Regions from separate parts of the Mus musculus genome. Here region 1 is linked to region 2. Evidence: chromatin loops called from intact Hi-C (ENCODE). Cell type or tissue: left cerebral cortex. All regions are shown on one strand. Each heading gives the region's core, and the rest is flanking DNA. Links, peaks and the distances in the headings are about the cores only. Region 1 holds the start of Pigb (phosphatidylinositol glycan anchor biosynthesis, class B). Region 2 holds the start of Gm23567 (a small nuclear RNA gene).

Region 1 (15,889 bases), core at 1-8,000, 74 kb after region 2:
CAGGAGGATTGAGACACGTCTAAGCACAGTCAGCACAACACAGCGAAGAGACTGTGTTCAGCGAGCCTGAGCTCATTGCCACCACGCTGTGTAGTCCCAGGTGCCCCGAGCTCTGCCGTGAGCCCGGCACTCACCACGGCGCGGAGAGCGTTTCTCCTGCGCGCTCACGTACTGCCTGGACTTCCTCCTCCGCAGCTTCATTTCTCCCGAGCTGCCGTGGAGATTGCGGGAGGCCGGGTTATAGTCGGCGGCCTGGGACTCCATCCTCCCCGGCTACCTGCAGCCCACGGTGCCCGCCCCTCACTTTCTTGTAGGCGGACACATGCCACTAAGATTGGGCCCCGCGAGCCGCCGTCCCTTCGCTGCTCCGGCACTACCGCGGCAGGAAGTGCTGCCGGAAGCGGATGAGTCTCCGGGTGGGTCAGGAGCAAACCTCCCTGACCAGTGTTCAATGCTGGAAAAGACAAAAATAAAGATTCTGGATTCTTTACTCCGCCTGACACACCTCGCACAGCGCCCGCCGAGGAGGCGCTCGGAGGTAACAGAGCAGAGGGAGGCAGTGCATCGCTGAGGACCAGCTCCCGGGTGACCGCGGTGCTCATCCCTCACGCCACGTCCTCGCGTGGGAAGTTTCATCACGGTTCTTACAATAATAGGAAAAAGTTATAACTCAATGAATTTTTATTATCAATTTTTTACCACCCCAATGGATTTCTCTATCCCTAATTATCTATTTTCTAATCAACTTTTTATTTTCTGGAGTCGATCTCACTATGTAGATCAGACTGGCCTTGAACTCGGGAGAATTACCGTCTCTGCCTCATGAGTGCTGGGATTTAATGCCTAAGCCACCACACTCTGTCTCCTCTTATCTTTGTGACAGGGCCACAGTCTTATATAACCGTGGCTGGCCTGGAACTTGCTGTGTAGACCAGACTGGCCTCAAACTCCTGCCTCTGTCTTATGGATGTTGGGATCAAAAGCATGGGCCATCATGACCAGCAATCAAGGCATTTAAAAAATTAGTTGGTGGGGGCTGGAGAACTGGTTCAGGGCTTAAAAACACTGACTGCACTTGCAGAATACCCATATACTAGCCTGGTGTCTCCGAGGGTACCAGGCATGCGTGCTATTGCAGATACATACATGAAGACGAACACCCATACACATAAATTGTCTTTTGTGTGGTCAACTGTATAATCCAGGAGAAGACATGCTTTTCTTTCCTCGGCGAGCTTAAATTATGCCTGAGAACTATTTAGGGCAAGCTCCTTACAGTACAGGAAGGAGTTGCTGATTATTTTTGTGACCTGAGGCTTGGATTAAGGATCCATATCGGAGTCCAGAAAGTGTGTGGCTCCTTCCCTGTGCTCTCTTCATTCACAGCCTCTGACCCAGATGCTGAGGGGGTTGACACGGAAAGTGCTGTGTTGTTCATTTGTCACTTTCTACTGTTTTCAGTTGTTGGATCGAGAAGCAAAATCTTCTACACCCCCACCCCATTTTTCTCAAAGAAGGCATGCAAATGATTTGCGTTTGATTTCTCCTAAAATATCAAAAGAACTCAACATAATTTGCTTTTGCTTTTTTTGAGATAGGCTCTTACTATGTAGCCTTGGCTGGCTTGGAACTCAGCTCTTTAGACCAGACAGGCCTCAGACTCACATAGTCTCTGCCCACACCTGGTGCTGGAATTAAAATCCTGCACCACCACACCTGGCTCAGTGAAGTTTTACAGCCTCTTAAAAATCGCTTTTGTCATACAGCTTGCTTAAAAGAGTTACAGCTACTGCAGAAGGCATAGTGAGGTCACTTGTCCCCTCTCTCTATCATCCTTTAGAGGAAGCTTAAACAGAGACACTCACTTCTGAGTCCTTTCGGGCACCTCTTGGAGAAAAAGTATTAAACGACTTGAAAGCCGTCAGCCATCCCTTCCCCTCCTTTTGCCATTTTGAAAATTACCAGTTTAAACGCTCTGAGAAGACTTCCAGCAGCCATGTTAGTGGCGCACACCTGTCATCCTAACACTGGGGTGGTGAAGGCAGAATTGTAATCTAGAGCAGCCTGCCTATCATAAAGAACCAGAACAAACACTCAAATGCAAAATAACTCACAGGCAAATACACACAAAATAACTCACAGGCAAATACACACAAAATAACTCCCTGGGAACATCCCCTGATAGAAGAGGATGCATCTCTGTCTCACACCACCCTCAAACTTGCATTCCCTATAGGTTCCTTTTTAAGGTTTTTATTGACTTGTTCTCCGAGAACCTGTTATGGAATCCAGACTGGCCGCCAACTGGCAGTGCAGCCAGAGGGTAACCTTGAGTTCCTGATCCTCTTGCCTGGACCCAACTGTTGGGAATATGAGCATGTGCTACGATGCCTGGAAGAAATAACAATTTTAATATAAAATATGATTTTTAACTACTGACAACCTAATTGAGATTTTAGAAAATATCCCATAGTAAGCCTATGTGCTGTCATGCTACCCTTATGTATTTATTAGTTAGTGATTCTTGGTTTTTTTAAAGATTTATTTTATGTACATGGGTACACTGTAGCTGTACAGATGGTTGTGAGCCTTCATGTGGTTGTTGGGAATTGAATTTTTTTAGGACCTCTGCTTGCTCAGTCCCAAAGATTTATTTATTATACATAAGTACACCGTAGTTGACTTCAGACTCACCAGAAGTGGGCGTCAGATCCCATGACGGATGGTTGTGAGCCACCATGTGGTTGCTGGGAATTGAACTCAGGACCTCTGGAAGAGCAGTCAGTGCTCTTAACCGCTGAGCCATCTCTCCAGCCCTAGTTAGTGATTTTTAAATATTACAAAACATTCATGCCAGAGGAAAGTAGTAACAAGTCTTCTAAAGAGCAGATGGGGCTGGAGTGAAGAGTGAGCTGCTGTTCCGGAGGACCTGAGTTCAGTTCCCAGCACCTGTGTTAGATGACAGCTGCCTGTAACTTTCTGGCTTCCAGACTCCTGCACTCAGTCGCACACATAGCACAAAATAAAATTGTTTCTAAAAGTCTGCTGTACTAAGTGGTCCTTTTTTTTTTTTTTTTTTTTTTTTTTTTGTCCCTTTTCCTTAGAAACAGCTCTGAAGCGGTTTGCTGCCCGGGGAGCATAGCCACCCTCAGCTTGTGCGCTACCTGCCGCTGCAATGCTCGGGAGATTGCCACTTCCACAACTGCTTTTTGCTGCCATCCTTGGAATTGCTGGAGGAATGTATATTTATCAGCCAATATTTGAACAATATTCCAGAGATCAGAAGGAATTAAAAGAAAAGGTGAAGTTGTTGGAAGAATCAGAAGAAAAGGGAGCTAATTCTGCATAAACTGAAATTGTAAACCTTGCTTAACGTTCTATTGAAATCACACCGACTATTAGTCTAGTAAGACTTTAGGTATGCTTTAAATAAATAAATCATGGGTAATGAATCTAAGTTATTTATAAAGGTAGTTCTTGGGCTGGAGAGATGGCTCAGCAGTTAAGAACACTGACTGTTCTTCCAGGGGTCCTAAGTTCAATTCCCAGCAACCACATGGTGGCTCACAACCATCTGTAATGGGATCTGATGCCCTCTTCTGGTGTGTCTGAAGACAGCAGTGTACTCATATACAGAAAATAAATAAATCCAGACACTACAAGAGGGCATCTGAGCCTCATTACAAATGGTTTTGAGCCACCATGTGTTTGCTGGGAATTGAACTCAGGACCTCTGGAAAAACAGTCAGTGCTCTTAACCACTGAGCCATTTCTCTAGTCTGGCATGTTTTTTGTTTGTTTGTTTGTTTGTTTGTTTTCATTGTTTGCTGGTTTAGAGTATGTCACATAATCTCAGACCAGGCTGAGACATGGACTCTTGGAACCAGATGCATAGTCAAGTCTCAGGGCACAGATGAAGCCCTAGGTTTCAGGACCAGCACCTCACACCCTGGGCAAAGTGATGCAGTTGTGTGATCCAGGCACTCAGGTGGAAGCAGGAGGATCAGAAGTACCAGCCATTACCAGTGACAGTGTTGTTCCCCAATATAGTTCATAGACCTTCGTCACCTCCAGGTTTATGTGTAGGATGCCTGGTCTCCAGGGTGATGGTATTGAAAGCTGGTACCTTTTTTTTTTTTTTTTTTTTTTTTTGGTTTTTTGAGACAGGGTTTCTCTGTGTAGCCCTCGCTGTCTGGGAACTCACTCTGTAGACCAGGCTAGCCTCGAACTCAGAAATCCACCTGTCTTGGCCTCTAGTGATAGCTCCTTGAGAGCTAGTGCCAGAGCCGGGTGGTGGTGACGTCGGCACACGCCTTTAATCCCAGCACTCGGGAGGAGGCAGAGGCAGACGGATTTCTGAGTTCAAGGCCAGCCTGGTCTACAGAGTGAGTTCCAGGACAGCCAGGGCTACACAGAAAAACCCTGTCTCGAAAAACCAAAAAGAAAAAAAAAAAAAGAGCTAGTGCCTGAAGGAAGATGGTTGCCTTGCTTTTCCTGGGGAGGGTATTTCTCTTCAGCCCTGATGGAATGATAGAAAAGATTCTGTACCGGTCCAGTTTATTGGGGTTGCTTACAAGCGTGGGTGACTCCAGTAGCTGCCATCTACAGATTGAGAAACTGCACTGTGGTGCAGTCCTAGTAGCTACAGACAGGAGGGGTGACTGGGTGTGCAGGTGGGTGGGACAGCTGGACCGCGGAGTTTGTGGTGGCAGGCCCTAGGGATGAATGAAACTGCATGGACAGAACTTAGCCCAGTCTTCCTTCTCAGCATTTTGCTTGTCTTGGAAGTGGAATTCTGAAAGCAACAGGGCAGGCCCAAAGGCCAGTGTGAAGCGCAGAACCACCTTTGGACGGATTTGGCTAATGTCCTCCATCCCCAGGTTGAGACCCAGACTGCTCACAGAAAACCCTAGGCATCGGTAGAAGGCCACTAGGAGGCAGCAGAGGGTCATAGGCTGCTCCGGACCCTGCCGGGTCTTAGCATGTTATGCCACCCCATAATTTCCCTCTTACTGTGCAGTAACTGCCTGCCCTAACAGTGTTTTAGGACTTCAGGGTGAGTGTAATCCGAGTTAGACTGTGTGCATGTAGACTCCGCTGGCCATTGCCTTCCAGAATAGTGTTTATTTTCTTCTGACTGAATCTTACCTATTTTTCTCATCATCGAGTCCAGGAACCCCAGTAGGCCATGCCCAAGCTGTCTCCAGGGAGGATGCACAGCCATGAAAAAGCTTTTAGGACAGACCTTTGGAGTCTCCAGGGCACGCCTCGCCTTACCCGGATCCTGGGGCAATTTGAGCTTTTTGTGAATGGCTCTCTTGGTCTCAAGGAAAACCACCCTCTGTGGTTCTCACACCTTTCAGAAGGGGCGAGGAGACCCGATCCGTGCCAGGCGAGGCGAGCAGTCGTTTCTGTGGCTGGGGGCCTGCGGGCAGGTGACAGGAGGCGGAGGTGGAGGCCGCTCAGGACCCGCCCCCACCGCGCTCTCCTCTACGGGAAGTGATGTGGGGCCAGACGGAAAATAGCGCCAAGCACCCAAAAAAGGCCAGTCGCACGGGGTCCCGAGCTCCATTTGGAAGGGAGTACCTAAGGGATAGAGCACAGCGAGGACGCGGCACGTTGGGAATCTAGCACTGCAGGGACGCAACACCGCAGGGACAGCACCGGACAGAGCACCAAACCGGGTGAGCACTCAGCGTTCTGGGCGCGCTGCAGATTGCAGGCGAGCAAGTCAGCCCTAGGGCAACCAGGGGACAGATCTTCGGAATGGATGCTGGTTTTCTGGAGTTCCAGGGGCTGAAGGTTATCCCGGGTGGCATCTAGGTGCCAAAATCCCTTTAATGAGGGGAAGAGAAATAGGTCTGCCCATCCCTCTGTCCTTCCCTCACTTCGGTTTTAGAAGTCTTTGACTTTAAAGTCTTTAGAGTCCTGCTGCTTTCAGGTGAGAAAGGGCTCTGCCTTTTCCTGTCATTCAGAGAACCCAGCTGGTCAGCCTGGTCTTAGAGTCACCCTATCGGAGGTAGAATTGATGGATGACATATTTTGGTCACTTTGCCAAGACCGGGTCTCTGGCCCAGTAGCTGGGTACCGATTTGGAAAGCCAGCTCTGTAATGTAGGAGATCTTGAGGCGTCTCAGCAGCCCCCCTGGCCTTTGCATCTTGCTGTTGTCTGGAGTATTCCCCTAGGCTTCTCTTTCAAGCCCAAGGGCTAACAGCTGTTCTGCCTTAGCTGTTCAGCCCAGCCGGGTGAGGAAGGCAGGAGACATTTCGTATTCTTTAAAGCTCCCTGTAGAGTGGAACCGGTATGGGAAAAGTAATCCCTGCATTTGGAAGGTGGACAGAGAAGGATCCAGGGTTCAAGGTCAGCCTTTGCTACATAGTGTGTGCTTGAAACCAGCCTGGGTTACAGGAGACTCTTTCTCAAAAAACAAACACCAAAAAGAAAGGAAGGGGGGGTATTCAGAAATGCTAAGCGCGCCTGAATGGGAGCTGCCTTCTTATTTTACCTTGGTCTTCCCCCCCACCCCAACACCTTTCCGTTTCCTCTCCACAGTGTGTCTTATTTGTCGTTGTTGTTGTTGTTGTTTGTTTATTTCTGACGTCACCCCGCCCCACCCCCTCCCTTGCCACCTTTTACGAGTTTTTTTGGCTGTGCAGAAGAGTCCCTTGTATCTCTGTGTGGAATTTACGGTCAGCTTCTCAATTCTGTGGCCTTGGCTTTAGAGCACGCACAGGCATTTTGAAGAGGGAAGCCGCCTTTGGGAACCAGACTTTTAACTTCCTTTCCTGATACCTGTTTCCCCATCTTAGTAAAGAAATTCCACTCTTAGAGAATCTCAGGCCAAACAATTCTCTTCATTCTTCCATGTCTCTTGTCCACCCTGAACACATTTTATTGAGTCTAACTTGAGTAGAACTAAATATTTTTTGGTTTAAAAACTTGGTAAGTGGCTGGAGAAATGGCTCTGTCATTTAGAGCACAGACTGCTTGCTCTTCCTGAGGATCCAAGTTCGGTTCCCAGCACCCACAACAGGCAACTCACAGCTGCCTGTAACTCCAACTTCAGAGAACCCAGTGCTGTCTTCTGGACTCTGCCAGTATTGCACTCATTGCACAAAACCAAACACACACACACACACACACACTTAAAAATAAACAAACTGGTATCAAAAGATTGCCTAGTCGGCCATCACTGGAAAGAGATGCCCATTGGACAGGCAAACTTTATATGCCCCAGTACAGGGGAATGCCAGGGCCAAAAAATGGGAATGGGTGGGTAGGGGAGTGGGGGGGGGGGCGGGGGAGAGTGTGGGGGACTTTTGGGATAGCATTGGAAATGTAATTGAGGAAAATACGTAATAAAAAAAACAAACTGTAAAATTGACGTTCACTGAATGCTCTGGTGACTAGGAATTATTTGCTGCCTTTGCAGAGGACCTGGGTTTAGTTCCCAGCACCCACATGGCAGCTCACTAACACTGAGTAATTTCAGTTCCAGGGGACTGGATTCCCTTCTCTGGCCACTGAAAGCACTGCACACATGTGCTGCATGTACGTACGTGTAGGCAAAATACTCATAAACATGTATTGATCATTTGTGTATGGTGTCATATGTATGGAAGGTCAGAGGACTGTCTATAGGAGTCAGCTCTTTCCTTCCACCTTGTGGATCCAGGGATTTAACTCAGGTTGTGTGGCTTGGTGGTAACTACTGAGCTATCTTGTCTACTTAGTTTTTTGGGGTGTGTGTGTGTGTGTGTGTGTGTGTGGTAGTTGAAACATGGCTCCGTTATGTATCCCAGGATAGCTTGGAACCCAGAGTGTAGCCTAGGCCTCAGCCTCCTGAATGGGATTACAGGTGTGCCCTATACCTGGCCACGGTCACATCTGCTCTAATAACCATTTCTCTACTGTTGGCACCCATCCCGACTACCTTCTCTAGCTGTGTTCCTGCTGAGGCCTCTTAAAGCACTTTTAATCTTGTTCTTTTTTTGAAATAGAGATCCCACTTTGTCCTGCCTGTCCCCTCTCTACCTGTCCTCTTCCCCTTCGTGCTGCGATCAGCACAGCCCACTGTGAGGGCCAGGGGTCAGGCTCATTCACTATTGTGTCCGCTGCAATCAGGGTTATTAAGTTGTTATTATTAAGGGGCTGGAGAGATGGCTCAGCACTTAGGAGCATTCAGAGGACAAGGCTCGATTCCCAGGACCCACAGGGCAGCTCACAACCACCCATAACTCCAGTCCCAGTGGCCCTGATACCCTCTTTGGGCACGGAGGCAGGAGGATCAGAAGTTATTCTCTGCTACCTTGGAAGTCCAGGCCAGCATGCAGAACAAACTTATGGCCGGCTGAGTAGTAATGGCTCCTTCCACACTCCTGCACCTGTCTTGTGATGGTGGCAGCAGGCAGCCCTCTGCCCTGGCCCTGAGAAAATTAGGCAGGGCTGTTTAGTAGCTGACCTATCTTCTGGCCTCTTACATTAGTCTAGAGCAAGAGTGGAGTTCTTGGAAATCGAAGGAAATGGACATTAATTTCTTCATGAATATTTTGCACTATAATGAATGAACCTTTCTGTGGCTTCTAACAGAAATGGCCAACTGTTGGCACTTAATTGTGTAACTACTTTCAGTTGTCAGCTGTTTTTCTGTGACTTGGCCCATTTCCATGACTACACCCTTTCATTCTTGGGGCTTGAACTCAGGGCCTGGCAGATGCTAGGCAAGTGCTCTCTCATTCACTGAGCCACCCCTGCCTCCAGCCCATCCTTGATTAGACCCTGTCTGCCTGGAGACAGAGTGTCACTCTGACTCATTTTGAATCTTATTTTGTAAGGAGTCAGAGGCAAAACCAAGTGTAAGACTGTGGCTGAATGTGCACTCGAGTTACTGGATAAAACTCCAGGACCATCTATCTAGTCCAGCAGTTCTCAACCTCCTAATGCTTCCAGCCTTCGATACCATTCCTCATGTTGTGGAGACCCCAACCATAAAATTATTTTCATTGCTACATTATAAGTAATCTTGATACTGTGTTTTCCAGTTGTCTTAGGCAACCCCTGTGAAAGATCATTTGATCTGTTGAGACAGAAAGGTTGAGAAGCAACAGTTAAGTCTGGACTTTCTTAGCAGGCGTCTTTATAGACCACTTTACACTACTGAATGGGGCTTCCCACCCAATGAGGAGTTGGGAGGCTTCCCAGTGAGAACTGAACTAATTTGGCCTATAAAGTATGATAACTAATTTTATGGTTACTCTCTTTATCTCTCTCTTTTCCTTCCTCCCTCCCTTCCTTCCTCCTCCTTTGTACACACACACACACACACACACACACACACACACACACACCCCTGAGTGCTGGGAACTGAACTTGGGTTCCCTTTAGGAAGAATCTTTCTTAACCATTTAGCCATTTCTCCAGCCTATATATGGGATTTTTTTTTTCAATTGAGTTTACCTTCTTCTTTTGTTATTAAGACTTTTCCTGGCATGTGTCTTATCTATAGATTCACTATGAAATAGGAAAGAATTATTTTAACATATATATGCAGTAGTTATACACACACATAAAACATATTTCCCAAATAAAATAGAGTAAGTTTGATGCTTCTGAAGGACAGAACAACGCTTGCAGCTTAAAGCCTGAGCCCCCCTAAGAAGAAAGCTCTCTTGCCCCTGTTAAGAAAATGATTGGCTCCTGAGGAAGTAGCGCTTCCCTTCAAAAGCGCTCCCTTTCTGTGCCCCCTGAGATTTGCTTGGACTGTGTTTGTTTCTCCACTTGGGGATGAGGAAATTTGAGTTGATGATCTGGCTTCCCCTAAGCTGATTAGCCTGAGAGCAGACTCTGGCGATAAAAGCTTTTAGTGAACCTGATGTCCTGGGGTGAGGGACTGGAATAGTGAACATTTAGCTAGCTAGGGCCTTCCAGTGTGGGGGCTCAGCTCATCATTTCTCTTGTATGATTTGGGGTCCATTAACACATTTTATTTATTGTCAATTAAAATTGAGTGCCTTGTCTAAAAGGGATGGGAATTTTCTCCCCCCCCCCTTTTCTTCTCTCTCTCCTTTTCCCTCTCCCCTCCCCTTCTCTCTTCTTTCTTTCTTTCTTTCTCTCTCTCTTTCTCTTTCTCTCTTTCTTTCTTTTTCTTTTTTCTTTCTTTCTCTTTTTTCTCCTCCTCCTCCTCTTCCTCCTCCTCCTCCTCCTTCTTCTTTTCTCTCTCTCTCCTTCCTTCCTTCCTTCCTTCCTTCTTTCCTCCCTCCCTCCCTCCCTCCCTCCCTCCCTCCCTCCCTCCCTCCCTCCCTCCCTCCCTCCCTTCCTTCTTTATTTCTTGTCTAATTGGATCTCATGCATGTCAGGCTAGGCTGGAACTCTGCGTAGCTGAGGATGCCCTTGAACTTCTGAGTGTCTGTTTTATGCTAGGACTACAGGTGTGTGTTACCATGTCTGTATGAAATTCTAATTTGAGGATAGGGTTTCAAATTTACCAAATAAAAGTGATTCAATTTTTAAATCTGTCTTCAATTTTTTTCTTTTAAATCAGGGTCTTGAGATGTAGCCCAAGCTAGCTCTTGATCTCCCTGACTCCACCTCCTAATGTGCACCATCCCCCCTTATTCCAAAATACACATGTACACAGCTCTAGTTAGAGGTCATGTTTATATACAGGAAATGTGCGATATCGTCCAAAGAATGGTTGAGCCGTGGGTTTCCATGGTGATGGGAATCTGTTAATGGCTCTAGCGCTAGAAACAAGAGAGAGCATTAGTTTTACTTTAGTCCTTCATAGTTAAGGAGATCCTTACCTACAGAGGCTAAATCTGTCCATGTCACATAGACTAGGAGGAGGGGCCAGGGCCAGCGCCAGGACCAGTGGCACAATGCCTCCCTTAAGAAGTTATGCATAGGGTGGGGTGGGGTGGCCCTTTTTGCTCTTCCAGAGGACCTGGGTTTGGCGCCCATCACCCACATTATGGCTTACAACCTTCCATAATTCCAGTCACAGAGGATCCAGTGCCCTCTTATGACCTGCTCATACATACATGCAGACAAAAGACTCATACACATAAAATAAGTACGCTTAAGAACATTTTTTTTAAAAAGTTTATATAACCCCAGTTCCAGGGGATGGGATCACTACCATCTTCTCACTTCTGTGGGCGTGAATGTGGTACAAGACATACAGACAAGAAAAATGGACACATAGGGGGGAAAATCTAAGTCTCTTTTTAAAGGAAGGAAGGAAGGAAGGAAGGAAGGAAGGAAGGAAGGCAGGCAGGCAATCCTGAAAACGAACGAGGTTTTGTCTGCCACTAGGGAAACCGTATTTCAGAGCCCCTGGTCTTTTTTCACAACCTGGATGGTGGTTAATTCATATTAAGCCTTTCCAGCTGCCAGGTCAAAGCATAATAAAATTGGTTGCCAAGAGACAGAAAAGTCTGTTCTCTCTTGTTTGCTGAGGTTGGTCCAACCGCGTGGGTGGATGGCAGATCCTCTGGGTGTTCCTGTGCACTAATCTCCTATGTATTTGTATCATTAGCGGCAAAGACAAGGCGTCAATCAATCACCTGGCTAAACATAATAGAGTGAGCACTTTAATTCCTGCAGTACTAGCCTGGCTTGGGGAAGTGAGACATAAAGCTTTAGTCTGTTCGGATGCATAGATAGAGATCTCTTGCTGGTGGCTGGGAACACCACTCGATACGTGCTTGCTTGGCATGCAGGAGCCTCCTTCTGCTCCCTCAGGTTACCTAAGAATTGTGCATGTGTTTGAGACAGAGTCTCCTATAGCTCAGACTGGCCTGAACTTGCTATGTAGCCAACAATGACCTTTAATTTCAGATCCCCCTGCCTCCCACTCCCAAGTGCTAGGATTACAGGCCTGAGACACCGTTCTTGGTTTATGTGGTACCAGGGATGGAACCCAGGGTTTCATGTGTGCCAGGCGAGCACCTTATCAACTGAACTGGTTCCTGGGTCCTATGATGTAAAACTTAAATAATATTGCAATAAAAGGAATATGGAAAAATAATTTAAAAATATTAACCCAGAGCCGGGTGTGGTGGCGCATGCCTTTAATCTCAGCACTTGGGAGGCAGAGGCAGGTGGATTTCTGAGTTCGAGGCCAGCCTGGTCTACAGAGTGAGTTCCAGGACAGCCAGGGCTACACAGAGAAACCCTGTCTCAAAAAACCAAAAAATAAAAAATAAAAAAATAATCCATAGTTGTGGGCAGGGTTTCTTTACTTCTTGTGTTAGTTTCTGTCCCACATCTTACTTGAACAGTAAGGAATGCCAGGGAGAACTCAGCAGTCTGTTGGTTGTTCTGGGCTTCGCTTCTCTTATTAGAGACTAGGCTAACCCTTCATTATCCCTCTCTGCTCTGCATGAGAACATAAAGTAGACTATGGGCTTTCTTGTTTGTTTGCTTGGTATTTCTGGTGGGGGTGGGGAAAGTCACTCATCTATGTGCCCCGTGACTGAAAACAAAAGACCCACCACTGTCAGGAGTCACTGGGAGTCTTCTCTTTTCCAAGTCACTGATAATCGGTCGTAAGGTATCACATTAGCAGCTTGCAACAGGGGTCATCACCCCACCCTCACCAGGGAGTTTCAGTGTCTACCTGTCTGTCTGAGACAGGGTCTTTTATAGTCCCAGGCTGGTTTCATACTTACTTGGAGTCAGTGTGGCCTTACTGGAGGAAGTATGTCACTGGAGGTGGGCTTGGAGGTTTCAAAAATCCACCTGATGCTCACACTCCCTGCCTCCCCAAACCACCTGTGGATCTCACAGCTACTGCTCCAGTAAGGTGTGAGGCCATACTCCCACCCTGGTGATAATAGACCGATCCTCTGAAACTGTAAGCCAGCCTCCAATTAAAATGATTTTCTTCCTAAGAGTTGCCATGGTGACGGTACCTCTTCACAACCGTCGGACATCGAGAAAGACAATGCCTATACATGTTTTTTGTTTGTTGTGATCTTTCGAGACAGGGTTTCTCTGTGTAATAGCCCTGGGTGACCTGGACTCCCTTTGTAGACCAGGCTGGCCTAGAACTCACAGAGATCCACCTGCCTCTGCCTCCCAAGTGCTGGGATTAAAGGCGTGGGCCAGCACTCCAGGTTGCCTCTACATGTTTTTAACTCTTATAAGGGCCGCTGCTGTGCAGTGGGGACCGGTGAGGCCCTTGATGAGCACAGGTTGCTTTCAGGAGAAGAGTAAGCCCAGCCAGGCATGGTGGCACACGCCTTTAATCCCAGCACTCAGGAGGCAGGCAGATTTCTGAGTTTGAGACCAGCCTGGTCTACAGAGTGAGTTCCAGGACAGCCAGGGCTAGACAGAGAAACCCTGTCTCGAAAAAAACCCAAAAAAACAAAAACAAAAAAAAAACCCAAAAAACAAAAAAAGAGTAAGCCCTGTGGCTGGCAAGCAAACGGCTGGACTGCAATGTCTCTTTGTGTGACCCCAAAGGGGGGCAGAACCAAACAGTGACAGGGATCTGGGCAGACAAAGCCTGTGGCCACCTCACGTCTTCAGCCTACCGGCGTCTGTACTTCCTGAGTTCCCAGCAGCCTCCTATAGCTTTGTGCCACGGAGCCAAGAAACTATCGAGACGGTATCGATTGGTTCTGCTTGGCTGGGAGGTTTTCTGCATTTGAGAGTCAGTCTTGGAAGCCTCCTCCTAACTCTCCAGCCCCTTTTGCTGCCCAGATAAGGAAACCTTACTGGTTACACTGACACAGTTGTGTAACTTTAGATCTGGTTGGAAGGGGCCTTGAAAATCATGTGGCTCAGCCAGGTTTTCCCTTAGTCTCCTTGGCCCGAAGCTAGGTACCACACCACTGAGGGATTGACAGCAGGCAGGATTCCTAGGAAGAACCTTTTAATGTGTCTAGGCTGATATTTCTTCACTGCCACCAGCTGTGAGGTAGGCAGTCCAAACAGCTGTGTTGTTTGAGTGTTCAAAGGAAGTGGCGTTCATTCATTCATTCATTCATTCATTCATTCGTGTATTTATTTATAGATAGACTTTCCGGTTGAAACCCTTGAACTTCCAGTTCTCCTGCCTTTACTTCTGGGTATGCTAGAAACTTTCTTTACTTCTGGGTATGCTAGAAACTGCCTTTACTTCTGGGTATGCTAGAAACTGAACTCAGGGCTGCATGCGAACTAGGCCAGTACTCTACCCACTGAGCCGCCATCCAACCCCGAGGGGGACTTTCGATGGAATTTTACTAACCACTGAGGCAATTTCCTTGAAACTGTCTGAAATGACTGAGTATCTATGGTCTTGACTTACATTAAAGCTGCCCAGAAGTGTCTGCCACAATGATTGTATTTGTCCTCCAGGGTGAATTTTCTGTCAGCCCCCAGAGAGCTGCTGCTAGAGTCGTCTCTGCCCACTTTGTGCCGTCAGTGAGTTCCTGTCTCTACAGTATCTATTGCTGTTTGAGATGAGTCTATTATATTTATCTTGCTTGTGGCCGGCCGGTCTCTTCCATCTAATGTGCTCTCTCGGTGAGCCACTGTGGCTGACTACCTAGAAATGACCTGGAGTAGCGGTTCTCCACCTTCCAATGCTGTGACCCTTTCATACAGTTCCTCTGTGGTGACCCCCTCTCCCCCCCCCAACCATACAATTATCTTGTTGCCACTCCGTAAGTGTAATATTGATGCTGTTATGAACCGTAATGTAGATGTCTGATATGCAACCCTCTCCAAAGGGGTTGTTATCCATGTTGAGAGCCATTGACCTAGATGAGAAGGTGGTGAGTGCTAAGTTAATAGTTAACAGGTGAATAGGGGAACAGGCAGTTTGAGAAGGCTGCTTGCTTTTTCTTCTTAAACGTCTTACCTTATTTGATGCTTATGTATGTCTGCCTGCACGTATGTCTGTGTACTATGTATGTGCCTGGTGCTTTCAGAGGCCAGAAGAGGGTGTCAAAGCTCTTGGATTTGGCATTAAAGGTCATTGTAAGCTTACATGTGGGTGCTGAGAATCAAACCTAGGTCCTCTGTAAGAACACCAAGCACTCCTAACTACAGAGAGATCTCTCTAGCCCCTGAACTTTATTTTAAATAACTAAATCCAGAATACCAGTTTATTAGTACATAGAAAAATTTTTTTCAGATTCATGTTATTTTTTTTTTTTATGTGTATGAATATTTACGGGAGTGTGTATGAATATCCACGGGAGTCAGAGAGGGCATTTGGTCCTGAAACTGAAGTTACAGATGGTTGGGAGCCACCATGTGGGTGCTGGGAATTGAACTCAGGTCCTTTGTAAGAGCAGTCAGTATTCTTAATCATTGAGCCATCACTACACTCACCCCCTCAGATTGCTCAGGCATTCTCTTAAACAACAACAACAACAACACAACTCATCCCTACCTCCCCAGAGGGCAAACACAGAAAGAGAGGTTCCTGTGAACCCTGACTGTAAGGACAAAGAAACAGAACTACTCAGGGCTTTATGCTGCAAGGAGCCAGAGAGACAGTGAGTCACAAGACAACTTCATTATGTCTCTTTAAAGCTCCCTTTAAAAGCAGCATGCAATGTGTCTCCTTCAGCGACTGTAATCTGTTAGGTTTGAGATTAGGCCTTGGGAATCAGTTTATTTGTGTTTGTTTGTTGTGTATTAGTGTTTGACCTGCATGTATGTATATATGCCATATATATATGTACAGTGCCAAGAAGGCCAGAAGAGAACATTGGATCCCCTAGGACTGGAATTACAGAGGGTGTGAGTGAGCCCAATCTCTCCTTACCGCTGCTGACCTTGGCTTCTGCTGACCTTGGCTTCTGCTGTAGGTGGCTCTTTAACATGAAAGCCTTGGCTTGTTAAGCAAGCCATCATGTTTAGATGCTGGGACTCAAGGGCAGGTTCTCT
Region 2 (16,225 bases), core at 4,808-12,807:
GCTCCCTCACTTCGTAGCTGAGAATGGCCTGGGATGTCTGAGCACCCTGCTTCTACCTCCTGAGTGCCCGGATAACAGGCCTGGGACACCACACCAGGAACTATGTCCCCACCCTAGCATGTTTGCTTTTTTTTTTTTTTTTTTCTGGAATAAACGGTTGTAAATTTTTTTGATTTACCTTTATTGATGTGTGTTGCAGATTTGGCTCTGTGCATGAATGTGTACCATGTGCTTGTCTGATGCCCTAGGAGTTCAGATGAGGATGTCAGATCCCCTGGAACTGGATTTCAGAGGGTTGGGAGTTTCCATGTGGGTGCTGGGAACAGAACCCAGGTTGTCTACAAGAATAAGTGCTCTTAACCACTGAGCTGTCTCTCCAGCTTTTTTTTTTTAAGATGGCAGTGTCTTTAATTTGTGTAACTAACTCAATGCCTCTCTCTCTCTCTCTCTCTCTCTCGTCTGAACAGGTTAACTTTCCTCCATTTTTATTTGAGCTGTTTCTCTATGCTCCTATAGATGATGGGAAGAGCAAAGCCAAGATTGGAAATGACACGATTCTTTTCACATTGTATAAAAAGGAGCCAGTTCTGTGGGATAGCCTTTCTGTGCCGGGTGGTAAGTTTTTAAGTGAAAGTTGTTCACTTGAGCTGGGTGCCATTCACGAGAGCTCAGTATGTACCTGTAAGCCAATATCAGAAAGCTGGGCTACATGAAACCTTGTCTCAAAAAATATTTTTCCCCCTCCGGTTGTCATGGTGACTCCAGGTGATGCTTGCTTACACGTCTCAGGTCTTAAGAGGCTGAAGTAAGAGGATCACAGTGCTAAACCACCCTGCGCCATATAAAAGATGCTGTCTCCATCAGGTTTCCACATTTTATGGAATTAGATCTAAAGAAGCCTTATCCAGATCAGTATAAGTGCTTCTCTCCTCAATAAAGCAAGTTAATGCTGGGCGGTGGTGGTACATGCCTTTAATCCCAGCACTTGGGAGGCAGAGGCAGGCAGATTTCTGAGTTCGAGGCCAGCCTGGTCTACAGAGTGAGTTCTGGGACAGCCAGGGCTACACAGAAAAACCTTGTCTCGAAAGACAAAAAAAAAAAAAAATTCATAATCCCGTCATAGTACTTTTCCTTATATTCCAGTTGATAAAGAGATGATGCAGAGAATAAGAGAAAAATCTATCTTGCAAGCACAGGAGAAAGCAAAAGAGGCCACAGAAGCAAAAGCTGTTGCCAAGCGAGAAGACCAGAGATACGCACTAGGCGAGATGATGAAGGTAAGCGACAGATTCCAGGGCACTAGAGGTGCCGATGAGCCAGAGTCAGAGAAGTAGTGCAGCCAGGAGTGGGGGTGCAGGCCACCAGGCTCCTCAGGAGGGTGAAACAGGAGGATCAGAAGTCGCAGCCATCAGCAACTGTGGTGAAACAGCCAGCAGTTGAGAGTCAGAGGCCAGCTTGGTTTACAGATGGAGTGCTAGGCAAATGATCAACTACTGCAGCTCACGAGTTAGGTCCTCAGCTTCTTGGCCACTGACCTGTGTACTGTCCCACCACTTCTCGTGTCACTCCCCCACCCCCACCAGACACTGAGCCTCCTACATGAAGCCTAGTGGGTTGGGGGAGGTGTGGACACGGACACACACAAAAATACACACACACAAACACGAGTGGGATCCACTGTTTTAGTGTAAACTGAAACCCAGGCTCTTATCCCAAGGCTCAGACACTCAAACGCATCCCACTTGTACAGCCACTGCTTTTTGAATGTTTTAAAGAACTTGCTAATTAAAATGCTTGTAGATTGAAGAAGAAGAGAGGAAAAAAATAGAAGATATGAAAGAAAATGAACGGAAAAAGGCAACTAGCGAATTAGAAGCGTGGAAAGAATGTCAAAAGAAAGCTGACGGACAAAAAAGAGTCCAGAGGAAGGAGAAACCGCTCGAGGGAAAGCAAGCTGAAGAGACCAAAGCTCTAAAACCTCGGGGTTTGCCCCGGAAGGCCCCACCCACTCGCCTCCCCACAAGAGGTGTGGCGCCCCTGTCTTTTTCTCTTCCTTCCTTTCTTTTTAGAAATCTTTTTGCAGGCATAGGCCATGCTCCGGTGTACCGAAAATGAGCAATAAGACACAAAGACGTAAGATGGAAGACCTTTGCTGAGGGGCGAGACAGGATTTGCTGTGTAGGTCTGAACCTCCTGGAATGTGATACGCTGGCCTCAACCACAAATGCTTGGCTTGTAGGGATTCACCGTCACACATGGCTTACTGGGCACACTGTAGTCATTTTGTACAAACTGGAAACATCAAGTGTAGAGAGGCATTGAAAAGAACAACAAAATACAGGGCAGACACTGGGAACTAGTTAAGGATTGGCTAGAGGAAAGGAGCCACACAATTGGTGTAAGGACGCAACCAGGGAAAAGACGGGCAACTCACTTACCTTCTTCATTTTCCTCTCCTGTAGCCCAGGCTGGCCTCAAACTTGATGCATAGAGAGGAAGACCTTGAACTTCTGATCCTCCTGCCTCCACCTGGATAGTGTTGGAATTTTAGGCGTGTGGCACCATGCCGCAAACAAGTTTGTTTTTTCCTTAGTGCTGGGAACCAAGTCCAAGGCCTTCTGCTTTTCTAGGCAAGCTTATAGAGTCCGAGCTAAATCCAACACACACACACGCAGGCATACACACACAGAGACACACATAGACATGCACACACACACACTTTTTTTTTTTTTTTGAGAAGGCATTGTATGTAGTCCAGGGCTGTCCTGAATGCCCTATATCGATTTATTTTAATGTCTTTACTTTTTCTTTCTTTCTTTTTAAAAAATAGTTTGTTTTTATTTTATGGGCATTGCTGTTTTGCCTGCATGCATATTTATGTGAGAGTGTTGGATCCCCTGCAACTGGAGTTACAGATAGCTGTAAGCTGCCATGTGGGTGCCAGGAATTAAACCCTGATCCACTGGAAGAGCAGCCAGTGCTCTTAACTGCTCAGCCTTCTCTCCAGCCTCTCCTTTTCTTATTTATATGCACTCCTTTTTCTCGAAAGTATATTACTCTGAGTCTTTGTTTCTTGAAATCCTCTCCCACCTGTTTCAATGTTTGCCTCTAAGCCTGTGCGTCATATTTAGGTATGTTGGCGTTTCTAACTAACAGCATCCTTCCTTGTCTGTAGATGACATCCTAGCACCTGGCTTCATTCCCCTTGTCCAGGCTGGGCAGCCTCTGAATCTGCTGAGCCCCTTATGCGACTGTCTGCCTTTCACTATCATCGTGGCTGCTTCCTTACTGTTCTCTGTGATGGGTGAAAAGCACCCTTCTTTAGGAAGTGTGTAGAGATACTGCTGTGTGGCATAGAGATTGGAGGAGGTGTGCATGTCAGTCATAGGTTTGCCTAGTGTGCCTCCCCCAAAGTGGATATGAACGAGACAGAAACTCAACAGGGAACCCCAGAAAAGTATTTGTGTATGACGTGTGTGTGGGGGGGGGGGAAGTGTGCCACAGTAGGTCAGAGGACAACTCTGTGGAATTGTTGTCCTGTTGTGTCCTCCCCTCCCCCCCCCCTTTTTTTGAGACAGGGTCTCACTTTGCTCACTATGTAGTCCTGGTGGCCTGAACCTCCTTATATTAGAGCAGTCTGGCCTTGAACTCACACAGACCAGCCTGCTTCTGCCCCGAGTACTGGGACTAAGGTGTACACTGCCCAACCCAGCTCCTTCCACTTTGTGCCATGCTTACACAGCAAGCATCTACCCTCAGGCCTGTCTCACTGGCCTAGCTTTGCCTTGTTTTATTTTGTTGGGTTTTGTTGTTGTGGTTTTTTTATTATTTATTTTTTGTTATTTGCTTCTTTGTTATTGTTATTATTATTTGTTATTAATCCTAGAACTAGCTTTGGTGTATAATTATCTTAAAAGTCAATGTGTTAGTTAGAAGTGAGAAATAAATGACTTGTTGGATGCCTTTGCTTTTGAAGGGAGGAATTGGGAAAACATATTTCCTGAGAAGTTAAAGGAAGACAGAGTCCCTGCGCCTCGCTCCGCTGGCAGTATTCAAATCAGCTTTACCCCTCGAGTGTTCCCAACAGCACTTCGGGAATCCCAAGTCGCAGAAGAGGAGGAGGTAGGCACACAATATCAGTAAGGCAGTCACCACTTCAGCTAGTGTCAGCGTCAGCGTCACCGCTGGTGGAATGCCTTCCCTACTTCATCTATGGAAATTAGTGAGTTTCAGGACAGCCAGAGCTATGGAGAGAGATCCTACCAGAAAAAGAAAGAGGAAAAAAAAAAAAGGAAGGAAGGAAGAGAAAAGGGAAGAAAAGAAAAGAAAGGAGAGGAGGAAAGGAGAACAAAACAAGTTAGGTTTTGTATTCCTTTGTTTTGTGTTGCATGTTTTGTTTTAGTGTTTTTCTCTTTGTTTTTGTTTGAGACAGTGCTTAGATTTTCCTCTAAACCTACTTTACTCAGTGTTCTTAAATGATTTAACCTCCCTTCTAGCTACCACCAGAGAGGGGGGTGAAAGAAGGTTAGTAGAAAAAGGGCGTTGTGGACCTGTTTCGTAGTAGTTCCTTGCGGGAGTCCACTCTTCACTGTCAGGGTACCAGCAGTCTGGTTCAATAGCAAGCACTAAACATGAAACAGTAGCACTGGCTCAATCCAGCAGAAACCAGAAGTGGCCAGAATCAACTGAAATATCACAAGAAGTTCTTTGATGTGTTTCTCTCTAAAAAGTAAAGACCAGCAAGCATTGCACAGAGTTCTAATGCAAGAATGACTTCTCATTGTGTATGGGGGCCATACATGTTTCCTGTTTCTATACCTCTCCTCATGAACACAGTCCAGGAACCCCTGCCCTCGGAATGGCTCCATCAACAGTTAAAACGAGTCTCTTCACATTAAGTAATGCAATCAGGATAATCCCACAGGTATTCTAGAGGCCTACGTCCTGGGTGATTTCCATATACTGTCGGGTTGACGGCACTAGCCAGCATAGATGGGTTGACAGCACTAGCCAGCATAGACAGTGTCCACCACCAAACTGCGTTCTCATTGTAGTGGCTGCATAAACAAGCAGAAGCACGGAGAGCCATGAGCACTGACCTTCCTGAGTTCTTTGACTTAAAAGAAGAAGAGAGGAATCCAGACTGGTTGAAAGACAAGGGAAAGTGAGTTGTCTGAGTGTCCTGCATCCCACACTGGGCTCATCATGTTCCAGGACTAGCTGGACCTTGTGTTTGTGAGTGTGCATGCTATGCTGTTGGGGTAGGCAGGCCATGTGCTGGTCCTTTCATGTCTACTTGATGCAAGCTTGAGTCATTAGGGAAGAGGGAACATCAATTGAAAAAAAAATGTCCTCAGCAAGGTTTGCTTGGCCTACACAACAAACTGAAAGCCAGCATGGGCAACTTAGTGAGACCTTGTCTCAAAATAAGGAAGGAATTGCTGCAATCTCACTACTTGAGAGGGAGAAAGGAGATCTGGGGTTTAAGGCTTTGTTCCCCAGACTGTACCATGTGAGCCCCATGTCCAAACAAACAATAAGTGAAGTAATTTTAAAAAGGGGGAAAGGGCAGGGGACAAAGCTTAGTGTTATAGCACTTGTCTAGTTAGTGAGGTCCTTGGTTCAAACTCCAATGCTACAAAAAGAGGCCTATAATCCCAGGAGCTTGGAGGCAGAAACAGCTTGGTCTATATAGTGAGTCACACACCAGCAGGGGCAACATACAGACTGTCTTTTTCTCATAGAGTATTCCAGAAAAAAAAAAAAAAAGGAGCCCATGGGACATACAATTAGACACATGACATTTCAGTCAACATCAGAATGTACACTGACCCTCAAAGAGTCTGTCACTAGTGATACCATAGCCATCTTTATGTGCATAAGCACACCTACAGCTTTCAAAAACAAGTCACCTAGTGTCATCTTTCTGAGACCAAGCAGCTCCTGCTGGTACAGATGGGGAAAGAGAGAGAGATGTGCTGTGCGCAGCTGGGATTATGATGCATGCTTTTAATCCCAGCTCTGAGGAGACAGGTGGATCCCTGGGGCTCACTGGCCAGTCATCCTAGCCTCGTCATCCTAGCCTGGTCAGGAGCCCCAGAGCCCAGTGAGAGACCCTGTCTGAAAAGCATGGTGAGGCTGGGTGTGTTGTACACACCTTTAATTTGAGGCAGGGCTCATCTACATAGTGAGTTCCAGACTAGCCAGGGCTCCATAGTGAGACCCTGTCTCAAAACAAGCAAGCAAGCAAGCAAGCAAGCAAGCAAGCAAGCAAGCAAGCAAGCAAGCAAGCAAGCAAGCAAGCAAACAAACTAACCCAAAAAAGGCAGCTGGCTCCCAGGGAGCAAATGCAAGCAGCATACACTTGCAGGTCCCCTTTGCAGGTCTAGTCCTTCGGAGCCAGCGTGTAGGCAGGCCAGGTGAGTGGAATACTCACTCACAGTAGCCCTCCACCACAGCTGAGGGAGGACAGCCTTAAGAATGAAAAATTTGAACCTGGCAGTGGTGGCACATGCCTTTAATCCTAGCACTTGGGAGGCAGAGGTAGGCAAATTTCTGAGTTTGAGGCCAGCCTGGTCTACAGAGTGAGTTCCAGGACAGCCAAGGCTACACAGAGAAACCCTGTCTCGAAAAACCAAAAAAAAAAAGAAAAAAAAAAAAGAAAAAAGAAAAGAATGAAAGTTTTGTGTAAAAAGATTTCAGTAAACCTGTAAACTCTTGTTCTGCAAAGGGATTATTATGTTTGTTATTATTTGCATAAATCTGTCCCCTGCTTCCTAAGAGACAGTCTCTGCCAAGGTTAAGTGCTACACAGTGTCTTCTAACAGGATAGTGCCAGGTTGCTGTGAGTCCTGCTTGGTGAACATGCCTCCCACGTATGACACATGAAGTCCTAGCTTCAACCTGTAGATCCCACCCCTCCCACCCCACCTCACCCCCCCCCCCAGATTGTCACAGGAGATCCATGGAGAACTGTCTTGTTATTTTGTTGAGCCAGGGTCTCTTGTAGCCCAGTCTACACTCATCGTTTTGAAAGTTGCCTTTTAACCCATGTACCTAAATGCTTTCAGAGCAGGGCCAGGAAACCTACCTTTGCTACTGTGTTGAAATAAACTAAAGTTTATAGAGACAGGCCAGTCTCCTCACCCTGCTTTTCCTGATAGAAGCTTGTTAGACTTGCTATTGTAAGATGTCTTCTCAGTGCAGGTGTAATTGTTTTCCATTGATTGTGTTTTACAGCTTATCCTATTCTGTTGCAGTACTTGGTGTTTAGAGTATGTTAACAAAATGCGGAGGAGGGAAAATTCACTCTTCCCTTTTGAGGACTTTTATCCCCTAGGGAGAAATCAGTTGCGTATGCTGCAAGAGATCACCAAGCTGTGTATTTGTTTATGGTTTTATTTTTTGTTTTGCTTTGTTTTTTGTTTGTTTGTTTGTTTGTTTGAGACAAGCTCTCACTTTGCAGCCCTGGCTGGCCTGAAACTCACTGTGTAGGCAAGGCTGGTCTTGAACTCATGGTGATTCTCCTGCTTCAGCCTCCCGAGTGCTGGACTGACTAGCCTACGCTTTCATGCATGTGAGGATGTGTTTTACTAGGGCTTTTGTTGGTTTGGTTTGGTTTGTTTTTGAGACAGAATTATGTGTAGCCCTAGTTGGCCTGGAACTAGCTCTGTAGACCAGGCTGGCCTTGAACTCACAGAGATCTGCCTCTGCCTCTGCCCTCTGCCCTCTGCCCTCTGCCCTCTGCCCTCTGCCCTCTGCCCTCTGCCCTCTGCCCTCTGGCCTCTGGCCTCTGCCCTCTGCCTCTGCCTCTGCGATTAAAGGTGTGTGCCATCACCACTGAACTGACATATCAGCACTCCTGCTTCTGCCTCCAAACTCCTGGGACCACAGGCCTTTAGCACCATGTCCATGTTATTCTTTAAAAATCATATTTAGAATGCTTCTCCCTGCTTCATTCTAATGCTAAATCAAAGGGGCATGTGTCTCTTTACCAAGATGTACTGATGCTGGCTGGCTGGCCTTGTGCACTCTGTCTGTCCGTCCAATAGATTTTTGTAGTGTTGGGGTTTGCTCAAGGGCCTCACTAACTAGACAAGTGCTATAACACTGAGCTATGTCCCCTGCTCTTTCTCCTTTTTACAATTATGTCACCTATTGTTTGTTTTGACATGGGACTCACATGACACAGTCTCCTTTCTCCCTCTCACGTCGTGGGATTGCAGTAATTCCTTCCTTATTTTGAGACAGTGTCTCATTAAGTTGCCTATGCTGGCCTTCAGCTTGTTGTGTGGGCCGAGCAAACCTTGATTTTGCAATCTTCTCACCTCAGCCTGTGACATGACTGGGATTACAGGTCTGCACCACCAGGCTGGTTGGTGTTGGCTGTGTGTGTGTTGACGGTACACCGACACGGGTGTCTTGCTCGCTCATAGCAGCTTCCTCACGTCATGAAGAGCTGTTCCCTCCTGTTGCTGTTTCTGTTCTCCGCACCAGTTTCCCCATGGTTACCAACGAGCAGCAGCGTTTGTGCTGTGTGCTTTCCTCCTCCATATCCAGCAGGGGGAGAAGTTTTACCAGCTTTTCACACTCCAACTTGAGGCCCAAGTCACCGGCTTCATTCAGGCCAGTTTAAGCCCCTTTCCTATCCCTAAATAAATTCCTTTATCAAGAAAGATAGGCATACACCTGCTGCATTAAACCAATGAGGGCAGCCTTTGGGTGGGAGGATCTGCCCTACTCAAGGTCCTTGCTTGGTGTATGTGGAAAGCTGGAGTCTGTGCAGTAGGCGGTCTCCATCTGACAGGAAATAAACAAGGCAGATGGTGAACCATCTCTCTAAGTGCCAAGTAGGCTCAATGTTATTTTTTCATGTCTGCTTCAATGTTAAATTGGCCCTTTCTTTTTGTCTCATTAGCAAATTGTTTGCAACAGAAAACTATTTGGCAGCGGTTGATGCATATAATTTAGCCATACGACTGAACTGTAAGATCCCATTATTGTATTTGAATCGGGCTGCTTGCCACCTCAAATTAAAAAACCTACACAAGGCCATCGAGGACTCTTCTAAGGTACGTATATTTCTCTGTTTGGGTGTGTTGTGTATATGTTTATGTATTTACTTCATTTAAAAATATAGTGCTTTGAGGCAGGAGAGATGGATCAGCTGTTAAGAGCACTGACTGCTCCTCCAGTGGACCCAGATTCAATTCCCAGCACCCACATGGTGGCTCACAACCATCTGTAACTCCAAGATCTGACGCCCTCCTGTAGATATACATGCAAGTAAAACACCAATGCACATAATACACACACCCATATATATATGTATATGTATATATATATATGTATATGTGTATCTATATATATATCTTTAAGATTATCATGAAGAGTCAGCTATAGTGGCTCATCAAGGGGTTGAAGGAAGAGGATCACTTAGATCAAGGCCAGGCGAATTCCAGGCAAGGTTACCAAATGAGAGAAATGTGTGCTCACTTCAGCAGCACGCATGCTAAAATTGGAATGATGCAGAGAAGAGCATCATGGTCCCTGTGCAAGGATGACACAAAAATTCATGAAGTATTTCCTAATTTTTCTTTTTGAGTTTCCATTTGGAATGTGCTTAGACTACTAAAACAATAAACTACTGATGTCTGAAAAGTGTGTTATAGAACCTAGCATGTTCACGATCCACAGGGCAGGGGGGTGGGGTGGGGCCCCGGGCCTACCTTTGCTAGGCCTTCTTTATTGGTTTAAAGGATGCTCTAGGACTTAGCACTTAGCCTAATGGTAAAGCCTCTGCTCAGCCAGTGTGAGGCGCTGGTTCTGCACTCAGTCCCCGCCCCCAGAAGTTGATGCTAAGCCCTTCTGCCTTTGGAGGTAAGCGCTGTGCTGTGTGTGGTCCCTTTTCCCTTTTGATTTGTTCTGTGTAGAGGATGCTCTACAGTTGCCGGGCTTCCTTCCTGTCTCCAAAGAGGGAGCCAAAGTGAAAGACCAATCAGCAAGTAGCAGACAGGAAGTGAAGCATAGTAAAACATCATCGCCTCTGGCACTGACAACATCCTGCAGCAGTGACGGGGAGTTCCACTGAGAGAGTCACACTGGGCGTCCTGACTGAGAGGTGTCTAGACAGAGCATAGACTTTGCTTCATGTACCCACTGCAGGCCTTTTTATGCTGTGTGATAAACAGTAGTAACCTCTGCTCTGCTGGGAATGGCTCACCCTGAGACCCAGTCATTCTCAGGGGTGCGATGTTTTGTTTTGTTTTGTTTAATTAATTAATTAATTATATTTAGTATACTGTAGCTGTCTTCAGACACTCCAGAAGAGGGAGTCAGATCTCCTTACAGATGGTTGTGAGCCACCATGTGGTTGCTGGGATTTGAACTCAGGACCTTCAGAAGATCAGTCAGGTGCTCTTACACGCTGAGCCAACTCACCAGCCTGGGTGCGATGTTTTTAATCACAGCCTCAGCACTTAGCTATTTTCCTTTCTCTCCGTTAGAGAACCTGACCTAGGATGTGGAGTTTTGGGAGATCTTGAAATAAACATGCTTGAGTCAGCTCTCAATACGTGCAAATAGCACATGACAATTTACCAATATAACTTATAGTGCGGGTCTAAATTGCCTAACATTGGCTAACATTGAACAGGCCTTAAGTTTGCTGTTCTGTGCCTTAGCCTCCCTATACCCGGGATTATCGACATGTACCACCAGGCCCAGCTGATTGATTTGTTTGTACTTTTAGTGTTTTATTTATTTTTGAGACAGGATCTCATGTAGCCTAGACTGTCCTGGAACTTAGTATGTAGAGAATGGCCTTTCACTCTTGATCCTCAAAAGTGCTGGAATTGCAAGCCTGTGACTACACCCAGCTTAATAATGCTCCAGGCACAGGAACTATAGGTGCAGAGCATTCTGCCTGACTGTTTTATACACACATGTAGTATGTGTGTGGATGTGGTTTTGGGCCTGCGTAGTGGCAAGAGGTCAATCTTGGTGGAGTTCTTCAGACACTGGTCACCTTATTTTGTTTTCTTTTCTTTTTTTTTTTTAAAGATTTATTTATTTATTTATTATATGTAAGTACACTGTAGCTGTCCTCAGACACTCCAGAAGAGGGCGTCAGATCTCGTTACGGATGGTTGTGAGCCACCATGTGGTTGCTGGGATTTGAACTTCAGACCTTCGGAAGAGCAGTCGGGTGCTCTTACCCACTGAGCCATCTCACCAGCCCCCGTTATTTTGTTTTCTAAGGATTTATTTTGAGTTATGTGTATGTCTGTGTGTGGTGGAGAGTTGGGCGGTTATTTGCACATGAATGCAAAGGATGAGACTGGAGCCCCTGGAACTGAAGTTATAGACATTAGTAAGATGTCTAATGTGGGTGCTGGGAACTGAACTCAGGTCCTCTGCAAGAGCAGCCTGTGCTCTTAACCTCTGAGCCATCTTTCTAGCCTCACACTTGCAATGTGTGTGTGTGTGTTAAGTTAAAGTATGATTATACAAGTTCCTCTCTTTCTTCTTTCATTCCCCCATGTCCACTCCTGTACCATAGACTCTTCTTCTTTAATTATCACTCCTCACCTTTTTGTTGAAGCAAGGTCTCTCACTGGGATCAGGGCCTTGCTGATTCAGCTAGGGCTGGCTGGCCTGCCAACCAGTCGGCCCTAGGGATCCTTCTGTCTCTGCTTCCCAGAGCTGACATTAGCACACTCAGCCATGCCTGTTTTTTTTTTTTTTTTTCTTTTATGTGGGTGCTGGGGTTTGAACACAGGTCTTTAGGCTTGCAGAGCAAGCACTTTACCCACTGAGCCATCTCATTAATCCCTAATTATATATACATTATTTGAAAGGCACTAGAGTTATTGACACCACCTGTTGCTGACAATGCCAATGCAAGAATGAAGGCACACGTCCGACGAGGGACAGCGTTCTGTCAACTAGAATTGTATGTTGAAGGTAAGAGACTGATGGAGGCATGGCCATAGCTCTGTTAGTAGACCCATTTCATTGCCTTGCATGCATGAGGCCATTAGATTCCCAGTTCCATATAAACTATGTGTGGTGGCACACACCTGCAATCCCAGCAAGGTCTAAGTCTTTTAAGCTTCAGGAGACCCTGTTTCAGAAAGACAAAAAGTTGTCTAGATAACACAGGTATTTATGAAATACTTGCTTTATTGATTATTATTGATATGTCAATACAGGCTTGCAAGATTATGAAGCTGCACTTAAGATTGACCCAGCCAACACAGTTGTACAGAACGATGCAGAGAAGATTCGGAATATAATTCAAGGGACGGCACTGAAGTCTCGTGACTAGAGGCAGCTAGGCACAGGAGTCTCTGCAAGTACTGTAGCTCTGTACAGTACCGCGCTAGTGAGCCTTTGGAATGGCAGTGCCTGACGAATCATCTCCAAGGGGAAAATGGCCTAGCTCTCACTGCCTTTGATCCCAGTACCGGGAAGGCAGAGGTAGGCAAGTCTCTATGAGCTTGAGGCCAGCCAGAGCTCGACAGCATGCAAAACACAAAAGAAAGCCAGAGAACAGGCTGTTTGAGTCCTCAATCTTGGCACAGGGATTGGCTGGGCTCTGATGTTGCTGTTGAAATTGCCAGGATACTACTGAGGAATCTACAGAATAGAATTTCCACATAAAAGATTGTGCATATAAAATATTCTTATTATATTAAATATAGTATTTCATTCTAAATGATTGGCTTTGGTATAATATGTAAACAAATTTTAGTCACTTATAGATACACATAACCACATAGTTTTCTTTGTATCATTTGTCGTTTGAGGCTAGACCAGTTAGAGTATAATATACATTGCATACCAACCCTGGGTCTGCTGGGTAAAAGGATATAGAATTCCAGGCTAGCCTGGGCTACATAGTGAAACTGTTTCAAGAAAAAGTGAAGAAATAAACAACAGAAAAACCAGTTACTCTGAAAACCTTATTTTTTTAAGAGATTTATTTATTTATACTTAATTTTCTGGGTATGGGTGTTTTGCCTGTAGGAATGTGTACCACTGTTGTATGCAGTGCCTGCAGTGGCCAGCAGAGAGCATCAGGTCTTTTGGAACTGGAGTTACAGACTATTGTGACCACCATGTGGGTGCTGGGAATTGAACCCAAGCCCTCTGGAAAAGCAGCCAGGGCTCTTAAGCACTGAGCAACCTCTCCAGTCCCTAAGCCATATTTTGAACTTAGGTATAGGCTGTTGTTGAAAACAAAACTGAGCAGGGTCTTGTGTGTGCCCTTAATCCCAGCACTCCTGAGTAGGAAATACAATGAAGAGGCCTTCTTCCAGGCCAGCCTGGGCCACATAGTAAGACTGAGTCTCAAAAAAATCAAGGGCCAGTGTGACAGCTTAATGGTTAAAAACACTTGTGGCTTTTCCAGAAGACTCAAGTTCAGTGCCAGCCCTACATTGGATGTCTCACAACCACTTGAAGCTCCAGCTTCAAGGATCTGATGCCTTCTTTGATCACTCTGAGCACTATTGTAGTTGCTTTTGGGTGTCATGTTTGGGGCTTAGTAATAAAGACATGGAGACATCTTTATAGTATTAGCCTGCTGGCCTTTTTGCTGAGGGCAGTGTCCTGAGCTAGCTGTCCAGACTCAGCTAATCTCCTACCAGATCTCCACCCTGGGACTCTGTGGCTCACTGACTTTCTCCACATCCTGCCCCTCCCCCAGCTTCAGCCTCCAGTTATTTTCATCAAAATCCACTCCTCCTTCCTGATACAAAAAACTTATTAGCATAGTGGGAGTGGTTCACAGTTTATTCTTTCTGAACCAATCATCAGCAGGACTATGCCAGATCTATCTCTAGGTGTTCCCTTTTGGGCACCTCCCCCAGGACAGTTGCCTTTTAACTCGATAATCTCAGAATCATTTACCTGCTTTTCCGGCAGGTGAGGGGCACCATTTATAAATAGAAAGCAGTCTTGTGGGCTATAGAAATGACAATATCATATCCCACCAGCACCTGGCACTTCAGGCACAGCAACTAACACTTGAGGAGACTGGGGCTGGGGCACCATTCACACTGATGCACTGTACATGGCGGGAGGTTATCCCAACAGAGCACAAACTCACATACACACACAGTAAATAAAGCATAAAAAATTCATCCCAATGAAAGTTAAAACAAATTTAGTTTGCAGATTTTGATGTTGTGAGACAGGTCTTACTTTTATAGTTCTGTCTTTTCTGGAATTCATGGTGGTCCTTCTGTTTCAGCCTTGCCAATGCTGGGTTTACAAACAGTTACTATAGCCAGGCAGTGGTGGCATATGCCTTTAATCCCAGCACTCAAGAGGCAGAAGCAGGTGGATCTCTGTAAGGGTTAGAGGCCAGCCTTGTCTACAGAGCGGAGTTCCAGGACAGCCAGAGCTACACAAAGACACAGTCTCCAAAAACCAAAAAGAAAAAAAAAAAAAGGCAAAAACAAAAACTTAACCATATCTTAGAGCTGGGTCTGGTGTGGTGATTCACACCTCTTGCTTAGGAGGCTGCCAAGGAGATGAGCCATCTCACGGACCCCTCTTCACTCATTTGTAGGGGGCTAGCTTGGTAGAAGCTATGGATCCCAGGCTGGTCTTGAAATCATGGCAATCCTCCTCTCTTAGCCTTCCAAGTATTGGGTTTTTAGGTGTGGGCCACCATGCCCAGCTAAATGGTAATATACGTATATTTGGCTTTTAGAGGTAAGGCCTCACTCTGTCGCTCTGGCTGGTCAGGAACTCCCTTTGAAACCCAGCTGGCCTCAAATTTGCAATCTCTTGCCTCAACTTCCTGAATGCTGGGTTCATGTGAGCCACCAGGCCAGGCTGCTATGTTCCTTTGTCTTAGTAAGTGTACTTAGTAGCATGTGCTATGATGAAAGTCCCTTGCAGCTTAGTGGGATCCATATATTCAGCACATCCGTTGGAATGTACTTCTACAGAAGACCAGCTGAAACAACTAGCCTCGTGGGACCGAGTAACTACTAGATCCTTGGACTTCCCATCCATAGCTTTGTACTGTTGGGCTAGTTGGACTACACACTGTAGTATGTCATTACAACAAATTCCCTTAATATACAGAAACATTCCATCAGTTCTGTGACTCTAAAGAACCCCGACTAATACAGCCCTTAGTAACATGCTTCAATGTGAAAATAGTTTGAAGAAGTTTATAGTTACAGAACAAAAAAAGCCACAAATCCAGGCACTTTTCCATACACTGGTGGGAACAGCAGGTCACAGTAAAGCAAGGCTTCAGGTGCTATTTGAAACATTCTTAGCTGCTGGGTTGTTGGAAACCAATGACCTACCAAGTTAATGCATTCCAAAGGCATGACTACCTCATAATCACAGGATGCCAGGTCAAATACAGAGCTGGGATAAATGGCTAGTAAGGGGACTAGAGATAGTCCCAAAGATTGTTTGTAAATCTGTAACATTCCAACTCAACCAACCTTTAAATAGGTGTGTGACTGTTCTTAGAAACTTCAGTTCACATAGTTGTTTGAGGAAAGGTCTCACTGAGTTGATCAGGCTGACCTTGAATTTGTTCTTCTCTTGCCTCAGTCTCCTGAGTGGTTGCTATAGGCCCGTGCCACCAGACCTGTCTGTGTGTGGTTTTTGGTAGTGTAGACATAGGTAACTTTATTATAAAGTGGGGTATTCTCAGGTGGGTTTTGTTTTGTTTTTTTTTTTTTTTGGAAAGAATTCTACTGTGTTATCCCAGGTTGACCATGAAATTCTGGTCCTTGTGCCTAAGTCTGCAGAGTCCTCAGGGTACAAGTGAACTCCAGCATGCCTAGCTTTGAACACTTTTTAAGATTTATTTTTAAATTTTTAATTGTGTGTCTGTGTGTGTATCTGTGGGTACTTACTGGTGAGTGGAGATGCCTCAGAGGCCAGAGGCATATGATCCCTGGGAAGCTGGAATTATAGGGGCTGTGAGTCCCTTCCCCTTTTCCCATGGTGCTCAGGACAAAACAAGAACAGTCTGTGCTCTTAACTGTTAGGAGCAGGTGTGGCGGCAGTCCTAAAGGAGCCAGAGACTGCAGCTAAGTCATATGACTTGCACCTGACTTCCTCATATAAACCACAAACATCTTGAGTGCTGCGCAGGTGTACCAGGATACAGGTGAATCCAATTTGGTGGAGATTTGCCCCTGCTGCCCTGATTAGCTGAAGCTGCGTGCCTGGTGAGGTGGCG

What was found. Peaks named below come from ENCODE experiments on the same cell type or tissue, not always from the same donor. Only the 100,000 strongest peaks of a DNase experiment are listed, where the experiment ranks them.
Region 1: a loop joins it to region 2, with 2.3 times the contacts of the local background. A loop is called at or near these places in 8 of 42 quality-filtered maps.

Annotation. Positions count from the first base shown.
Region 1 is chr9:73,039,328-73,055,216 of GRCm38, forward strand. Pigb (phosphatidylinositol glycan anchor biosynthesis, class B) reads right to left here and starts at 372. Exons shown (of 12, transcript NM_018889.3): 1 at 135-372. The coding sequence starts at 264. It overlaps Pigbos1 (Pigb opposite strand 1), which reads left to right and starts at 391. Exons shown (of 2, transcript NM_001308425.1): 1 at 391-538; 2 at 3,105-3,455. The coding sequence starts at 3,176. The coding sequence ends at 3,349. Rab27a (RAB27A, member RAS oncogene family) reads left to right here and starts at 5,483. Exons shown (of 6, transcript NM_023635.6): 1 at 5,483-5,684. In left cerebral cortex, for the core only: CTCF peaks have their summits at 3,604 (motif pointing left) and 4,930 (motif pointing right); DNase peaks (open chromatin) are centred at 353, 1,025, 4,951, 5,499 and 1 more place; H3K4me3 peaks cover 3,020 bases; H3K27ac peaks cover 2,308 bases.
Region 2 is chr9:72,960,115-72,976,339 of GRCm38, forward strand. Dnaaf4 (dynein axonemal assembly factor 4) reads left to right here. Exons shown (of 9, transcript NM_026314.3): 2 at 468-615; 3 at 1,144-1,277; 4 at 1,801-2,026; 5 at 3,977-4,122; 6 at 5,055-5,164; 7 at 8,918-9,071; 8 at 11,859-11,964; 9 at 12,213-12,953. The coding sequence ends at 12,328. Gm23567 (a small nuclear RNA gene) reads left to right here and starts at 9,488; the gene lies at 9,488-9,594. In left cerebral cortex, for the core only: a CTCF peak has its summit at 8,574 (motif pointing right); DNase peaks (open chromatin) are centred at 8,554 and 8,752; H3K27ac peaks cover 1,167 bases.